2 separate regions of the Homo sapiens genome follow, and region 2 is linked to region 1. Evidence: chromatin contacts called from ENCODE Hi-C or POLR2A ChIA-PET data. All regions are on one chromosome and are shown on one strand. The core of a region is the stretch at or near the end of the contact, and the rest is flanking DNA. Distances in the headings are between cores, read along the strand shown.

Evidence for each region. A loop is a pair of places that touch in the nucleus more often than their neighbours do. ChIA-PET counts read pairs that join two places held with the same protein, here RNA polymerase II (POLR2A). Pooled maps may share reads with other maps.
Region 2: a pooled map shows a loop between it and region 1 (5-fold over the local background). The contact joins the promoter of OSBPL9 here to the promoter of FAF1 in region 1. A Hi-C loop is called at or near these places in 3 of 168 maps with a recorded cell type or tissue (CD4-positive, alpha-beta T cell, CD8-positive, alpha-beta T cell and ascending aorta) and 12 of 50 pooled maps. POLR2A ChIA-PET finds 5 or more read pairs at or near these places in 1 of 52 experiments (PC-3).

What each region holds. Positions count from the first base shown.
Region 1 is chr1:50,957,796-50,961,811 of GRCh38, reverse strand. FAF1 (Fas associated factor 1) reads left to right here and starts at 1,545. Exons shown (of 19, transcript NM_007051.3): 1 at 1,545-2,045. The coding sequence starts at 2,001. It also overlaps a transcript of CDKN2C not described here. RefSeq lists silencers at 1,579-1,738, 1,849-1,898 and an enhancer at 2,209-2,258.
Region 2 is chr1:51,615,809-51,619,948 of GRCh38, reverse strand. OSBPL9 (oxysterol binding protein like 9) reads right to left here and starts at 2,857. Exons shown (of 24, transcript NM_024586.6): 1 at 2,728-2,857. The coding sequence starts at 2,838. LOC105378719 (a long non-coding RNA gene) reads left to right here. Exons shown (of 3, transcript XR_947339.4): 2 at 3,239-3,282. RefSeq lists enhancers at 1,344-2,251, 2,252-3,160.

The sequences.
Region 1 (4,016 bases), core at 296-2,795:
ACCTGTAATCCCCACTCTCAGGAGGCTGAGGTGGGAGGATGGCTTGAGCACAGGAGTTGGAAGCCAGCCTGGGCAACATAGTGAGGCCCTGTCTCTAAAAAAGTAAATAAATGATACAAGTTTAAAAAGTTCTTAAGGGAAGCCTAGGCCTTCATGCTACATGATGATTTCACTAGTTATTTTAGCTCTACAGGATAAAATCAGCAATCTTACTTCACATTTTCAAGCTTTTACATACTTTCCAAAGCAAGTAAATGCCCCATGACAATCCAGAAGCTGATATTTTCCCAAGTCAAGGATGAACAACTTCCACTGTCACACTTTCTCTAACCTGGACGACAATTACAAACTGTCACACTTCATTGTACATAGTCTTTGGCTGTTTTAGTTACAGAGGTTGTCAATTTCTGACCATGGGTTGAAACTTTCAATATTTGGTGAATATTCCAAAATAATTTCTTATGAAAATGAATAGGCCGGGTGCAGTGGCTCACGCCTGTAATCCCAACACTTTGGGAGGCCGAGGAGGGCGGATCACGAGGACAGGAGTTCGAGATCAGCTTGCCCAACATAGTGAAACCCCGTCTCTACTAAAAATACAAAAAAAACTTAGCCGGGCTTGGTGGCGGGAGCCTGTAATCCCAGCTACTATGGAGGCTGAGGCAGGAGAATCGCTTGAACCCAGAAAGCGGAGGTCGCAGCGAGCCGAGATCGCGCCACTGCACTCCAGCCCGGGCCACAGTGCGAGACTCCGTCTCAAAATAATAAATAAATAAATAAATAAATAAATAAATAAAAATAGACTGACTATATTCAAAGCTGGATTCAAGTTTTATCCCATTTGTAAGATGTCTCAGCTTAAAAAAACAAATATAACTGCAGCAGTAGAAAGGTTTTCCCTTTTTTCCCCCTTTGGAGCAACCCTATTAACTCGAGGTTGTTATTTCTCATAACTACCTTATCAATTAAAAAAAATGCTCCTCCTCTTCTCTGGAACGAGATTTTTACCTTTCTCAGCTTCCTCGTCTCTCCCATGTCTACCATGGCAGTCTGGTTACTTCTGTGTTACGGAGTCTGAGGATGCAGACGTCAGGGAGCTTGGGACTGGGTGTGACAGTGTGGATTCGGTTTTGACAGGTTGAGCGTGAGAGACTATATGAAGCTGTATTTTGCTGAAACATTGTAGAGAAAAACATATATTTCTGAAATGCTGTTTGTTAGACGAGTTGTAACAGTGTGTTTAGTTGGTTTGTGAGGGTGGTGTGTATTTGTGTGACTAACCACGTGAGGTGCACAATCTGGTCCCCGCCTCAGCTAGGGGGAGGCGCTATCCTGAGGCCTTTGCTTAAATCCAAACTGGAATAACCTGTTGCGAGACTTGAAGCTTCCGCAGCTGCAGGTTGCAGTCTCTGCCGCCAGCGCAGAGATCCTGGCCGGGTAGTCGCGCGCTCAGCGCTTGACAGGAGGGTGGTCACGTGGAGCCGCAAAGCGGCGCTTTGCGACCTCGATGACAGGCAAAATGTGCGACAGCCGTGGCGCTGGCCAACCAGGGGCGGAGGCGGCGGCCAGGGAGGAAGCGGAGGAGGCGGAGGCGGCCGCGGCGTTCGCCCGCCCGCTCGCTCGCTCGGTTTCCCCGCCCCCGCCGGGCTTAACGCCGCTGAAGGTATCCGGGTGCGCGCTGTCGCAACCTGCCCTCATCCTGGCCCGCGACTGTAAGACCGGACCCACATCCAGACCAATCTTCCTGTCCGGGCTGCTGCGACGCGGGCTCCGCAGGTTGCAGGCGGGCGGCCGGGGCGCCTGAAGGTTACCGAGTGCATGAGCGCCTAGCGCTTCCCGCGCTGCCCCGCCCGCTGGCCCGCCGACCCGCCCGCCGGCTCGCCCGCCAGCCCCTCGGCGCCCGGCGGCGGCGGCGGCGGTGGCGGCGACGGTCGCAGGAGGTGCCGTCTGCCTCCCAGGTGCGCGCTTCGCTCCCGGAGCCGCGGAACTCGGCGGCCGCCATGGCGTCCAACATGGACCGGGAGATGATCCTGGCGGATTTTCAGGTGAAGTATCTGGCCCTCTTCCCCTCCCACTTCCAACCTCGTGGGTTTCCGGTGCCACAAGGGAGTCTTCTTCCCAGCGTTTGAACGCTGCAGTGGTGTGTCATTTAGGCTTTTATACGGTGCGTGGCGTGTGTGTGTGTGTGTGGCGAGCTATGGAGAAGCGTATAATTTATATGCTATCATGAGTGTGTAGAATGTGTTAAGTACGGGTTGAATGGGATTGGAGGTATTAATGACTTGGGTTACAATGTGTGTGGAATGTGTAGTGTTTCCTGTATTATATGGGGGGACGTGTAGAGTTTTTGTTTTAATTGGTGTTGGACCATTAAGTATGGGATGTTTTGGGTGGTTCTGTGGGGAGAGATGTATGGAGTGTGAGCGTGGAGCGTGTGGTGTTATGGGCGTGGTGTATTTATATTGTATTAAGGGAAGAGTAAAAAAGCAGAATGATGAGATGGCGAGGGCAATGACAATGGGGTACTGAGGTCCTTTTCAAAGAGGAGTAAACATTTGAGACTTTGCCTAATTGGAATCTTTGGAGGGTAAGAAGATAACAAGGAGACAGATAAGACTATATATTCCAGAGTATCTCTGCAATGAATTCACAAGCTTAATAAATTACCTATTCATATTTGCGGATTCCCCTCCCCTACAGACTTGAATTGCTTGGTTGGTGTCCTTTCTCCAGGAATACTTTAAAGGATAAGTAAAGGCTGTTCTCTTAATAAACCCAGTCGTAGTGCCACTGACATGTAAGTATCTTAGGAAGGCCCTTTGAAAGTAGAACTGTATGCATTGTGAAAGACTTGGAGCTAGAACTAATATCCTGTGAGTGCTACCTTTGCCTTTTGATGTTTGGTGAAGGAATTATTTTAGTGAGATATTTTTGGCCATTTTGGCATCAACTTAGAAGCTACTGTCAAGTATAGGCAGACTTTTCCCTCTTTTTTAATACTCACATTGCACAGGTTCTAACACTAGCTTAGTAGGCAGTATTTTTCCTTGCTGAAATTTTGTTGGGCTTTTCTCTCTCTCTGTTCTATTAAGTTCCTTATTTTTTTTAAAATTAATTAATTTTTTTTTTTTTTTGAGACGGAGTCTCGCTCTGTCGCCCAGGCTGGAGTGCAGTGGCGCGATCTCGGCTCATTGCAAGCTCCGCCTCCCAGGTTCACGCCATTCTCCTGCCTCAGCCTCCCGAGTAGCTGGGACTACAGGCGCCGGCCACCACGCCTGGCTAATATTTTTGTATTTTTAGTAGAGACAGGGTTTCGCCGTGTTAGTCAGGATGGTCTTGATCTCCTGACCTCGTGATCCACCCTCCTCGGCCTCCCAAAGTGCTGGGATTACAGGCGTGAGCCACACTGCTCCCGGCCCTTATTTTTACAAATTAACGTTCAGATAACCATTTTCAGAGTTTGCTGTTTTGGTTACCCAGTGAAATCTGATATACAGGTATTAGGAATATGCATATATCTACAGTTTGATTAAACCATAACCTCCAAACTAATAAAGGAGTGTCCTTATAATAAAAGTTGACCATAAGATTTTGATGTTTTGTAGGTTTAGGATTGGCCTGAGGCTTTTTGCCTGCCTACATTTTAAAAAATTTTTCAATTAATTAATTAATTAAATTTTTTAGAGATGGGCCTTGCCATGTTGCCCAGGCTGGTCTTGAACTCCTGGGCTCAAGTGATCTACCCACCTCAGGCTCCGAAAGTGTTGGGAATACAGGTGTAAGCTCCAACACCCAGCCCTGCCTAAGTTTTTCATCATCGTCTTTTTGTTTTGTTTTTGTTCTCCAGTTCCATTTTTTATCTAATGTGGAATGCACTGTTTGAAAAAGGACTCTATATTTCAAGGTGTAGTTTTACCGTGTTACAAAATTGTCTTCTGATTTCCCTCATTAAAAACTTTATAAAGTAATTATAACTTTGTTTTAATTTTACCTTTTTATCTCTAATAACTTGCATC
Region 2 (4,140 bases), core at 1,608-4,107, 660 kb before region 1:
ACAGGCCAAGTGATTTTGGAAACAAGAAATAAAGTTATGCTATTCACTGCCTTGCTTGGAAGGCTACACAACTAATTCAGATATTCTTCCTGGAAGATGTAGCTCCAAGTTATTAGCCACATGCAAATCATTAATATGTACCTTCAAATCCTTCAGAATCCGAATGGACTGAAATAATGTCATGTGTGTAGAATTCATTGCCAATATCCAATGTGTCTCCTACCTTCCCTTTTAAGTAAATATCTATCCTTTTCCCCTCTTCACTAGACCTCCTCTAATTTGAGATTGGGTATCATTTTATTTTCACAAGATGGTACAACAATTGTCTGTTGTTTCTCTGTAAGCAAATACTTCAATATCAAGGAACTAGAAAAGAAAAAAAATCTTCTAAACAGCTGTTAGTGAGAAATATGATACTTCCTTCCTCTGGCAAGGATAATATTTTAGGGAATCTAGTCTCAAAAAGAAGGATAAGCATTGAGGGGGAAAAAAGTATTTTTTTAAACCCTATATTTAGCCAGCAAGAAAAGAGATATTTGTCCAAGTATTCAAAAACTGAAAGGGCAACAAAGCAGAAAAAGGATACATGAAAAGAAGAAAAAGAGGAAAAAGGAAGATTCTTTCTGGGCTAGGCATTCCCAAGAACCTCAGCTGGGGGCCTCTCCAGTATGGTCCTAGATTCAGATCCACACAAATTTGGGATTTGTAAAGTAACTTAACTGCATAGTGTCACTCACTGAAATCACTCTATCTTGAATAGAGTTTACGGGATTTTCTGATTATCACATCTACTTAAACCCAATATTACTTTTCCTTTATCTAAGCCATGGGTTTCATAATTCCAGAGTTTTCAGGACATAATATTCAGTTGCCTCTCTTTCATGCCCACCTAAAGACAATCTTGAACAATGTGTTTAAGACTCATTAAGGTTTAGTCTTTTTCCCTTTAAAAACTATGTAGAGAAAGAAAGCTGATAGTTGAAGGATGATGAAAGTAATACTTTTACTCTTGCAAGCTTGCCTTTAGTAACTCACAACTTACACTTTTCTCCTTCCTGTAGTGAAAGCGAAGTTTAGTAGAAAAAGTCAATAATTTGGCATCCTGATTCCATCACTTAGTGCTATGTGATGTTGAGCAAATTGCTTTAAAAGCCTGGAGCCTCAGATTTCAAAACTGTAACTGGGGATATTAAATGGAGATAATGAATAACCACCTTGCAGAGTTATTAGGAGTGAAATGAATTAAAGGACTCACCAAGCTAGTATATAAGCTCCAGAGAAGAGGAACAGTGAATGTCTTTTTTACTGTCTATTCTTGCTGGCATGAAAACGCACATAGCAGCTCAATAATATTTTTTAAATGAACAAATAAATTCAGTGTCCCCTTTCTCTCATCAACCTTAATCCTTCTTCCATAATCATGTTTTTCTTTCTGTCTTCTATTATTTTCTAAAGCTTTCTGGGCATTCTATTTTGTCCTCTTATGTATTTTCTTCCCTCATATCGGCTATCGTCAACTATACACCATTCAGAGAAAGTACCTTTCTAAGTAAGTTATCTCCCTAATACCACCTACTCTCCATATCGAATGCGATGAGGGTGGAGGGGATAGTCAAAACATAAGATTCAAGGCCGGACGCGGTGGCTCACGTCTGTAATCCCAGTACTTTGGGAGGCCGAGGCGGGTGGATCACCTGAGGTCAGGAGTTCAAGACCAGCCTGGCCAACATGGTGAAACCCCGTCTCTACTAAAAATACAAGAATTAGCAGGGTGTGGTGGCGCATGCCTGTGATCCCAGCTACTAGGGAGGCCAGAGGCAGGAGAATCGCTTGAACCCGAGAGGCAGAAGTTGCAGTGAGCCGAGATGATGCCATTGCACGCCAGCCTGGGCAACAGGGCGAGACTCCGTCTCAAAAAAAAAACCACACACACACACACACACACACACACAACCACGTAAGATTCACAGCAATTCATCTACTTTTCCACGGCCACCAACTCATGTTAACAACAGTGAAGCCCTGAACCCAGAATGTAACTGTAAGGGGACACTGCACTATCACTTGTCTCTCTTCGCTGACAAGAGTCTCGCGTGTAGGAAATCCTTGGCTCTCAAAAGTTAAGGCGTCGTTTGAGCTCGCCTCCCGCTAAATAGAGGGGTGCGTCCCTTGAATGAGACACACAACCTGAACCGACTGGAGGGATTTCGGACCCCCTGGTGTTGCCCGAGGGCTGGTCACTTTTGGACCTGTCCCGGCTCCTCTGGCCACTCCTCCGAGGAAGCAGAGCTCTTCAATCCCTGGAGGGAAGCTAAGGGGTGCGGCCGGCTACAGGGCCTTGGTGGGACAGTGTAAAGTCCATGACAACATATGAAGACAGCATGAACCGCAAGACTGGACCTTTTAAGCCATGACTACGATCACCCTTACCCGCTCACAACCATGCTGGACCCCACTACCGCTTAATAGCGGACCCTAAGAAAGAAACTTGGCTCACCCCCAACCCATAAATCAGACAGCTAGTTTCTATTTATTGGCTGCGCCCCTCTCTCCCTCACCCTCATTGGCTATCCGAGACGTAAAACCCTCCCCAACAAGGGAACCCTCGCGTACGGCGGCACCCCCAGACTAGCAACCTCAACTCAGCCACCTAAAACCCCGGTCCCCCACCTCCACCCAGGAAACGCGGCCCCGAGGCGCCTGGAGCTGTGCCCTCCAAGGACTCACCGTGTAGTAGGAGAGCAGTCCTGCATTGTAGTCCAGCACGAACCAACGGTACTGCCAGCCCTTCATCACGTTAGTCCATTTGCTCAGCGGCCCTTCCATGATGGACGCCATCTTGGGAGCCGCCAATGACAACAAACGGCCTGACGTCACTCGCCTATATGGCATTCAGCATGCGGGGGGCGGGGCCGCAGGGGGCGGGGCGGGTCCTGGGCGGGTCCTGGGCGGTGCCGGCAGATGCTCCAGCGATCAAGTCAAACACGCTTTCTTAGGGCGCCTATTGTGTGTAGGACTCCATGCCACGGATGCGAGAATGCAAACGTGAATACTGCTATTAAGATTATTTATAATCTGTCATGGGATTAGAGTAAAGAAAAAAGATTATGAACATATTAATAAATAATTTTACTGGCCATGATACCTTCCACTTCCAAAAGATTTCATATCTGATATTCATTTATGCATTCATTCCACAAATCCATTCATTTAATAAATATTCGCTGTTTTGTGCTAGGCATTCTTCTAGACATTGGGGATACAACAGAGCCTTCATGACAGGTGAGGGGAATGGTAAAATAAATAGTAAATTATATCGTACATTAAAAAATCATAAATGCTATGGAGAAAAACATAAGCAAGGAAGGAGAGAGCGCTGGGACTGCTATTTTAAATTCCCAAACAGGGAAGGCCTGAGTGAAAAGGTAACTTTTAAGCAAAGACCTGAAGAAAGCGAAGGAGGGAGCCTGGTGGAAGAGCCTTCCAAGACGAAGGAATAGCAAATGCAAAGACCAAATGTTAGGAGTGAGCGTGGCATCTTGAGGGATCAACAAGGAGGTCAGTGTGCGTGGAGCAGTGAGCCAGGGAGAAAGTGGTGGGAGATAAGGTCAAAGAAGTAGGGATAGATCACTAACAGCCTACAGGGGCAATTTAAGCATTTATTGGCTGGGCGCGGTGGCTCGCACCTGTTATCCCAGCACTTTGGGTGGCCGAGGCAGGCAGATCACTTGAGATCAGGCGTTCGAGACCAGCCTGGCCAACATGGTAAAAGCCCATCTCTACTAAACATACAAAAATTATCTGGGCGTGGTGGCGCACCCTGTAGTCCTAGCTGAGGCACAAGAATCACTTGAACCTCGGAGCCGAGATTGCATCACTGCACTCCAGCCTGGGTGACAGAGCCAAATTCTCTCTCACACAAAAAAAAAAAAAAAAAAAAAAAAACCAAAGGATTTATTGACCACCTACTATATCTAGGCACTGTTGGAGGTCCTGGGAATACAGCAGTGAATAAGCTCTCTCAGAGCTTAAATTCTGTGGTGAAAGCAAACACTAAACAAGTAAACAAGAAAAATATCCAATACTGATTAACACTGCAAATAATTTAATAAATTATTTTAATAGGAAGTCAGTGGGTAG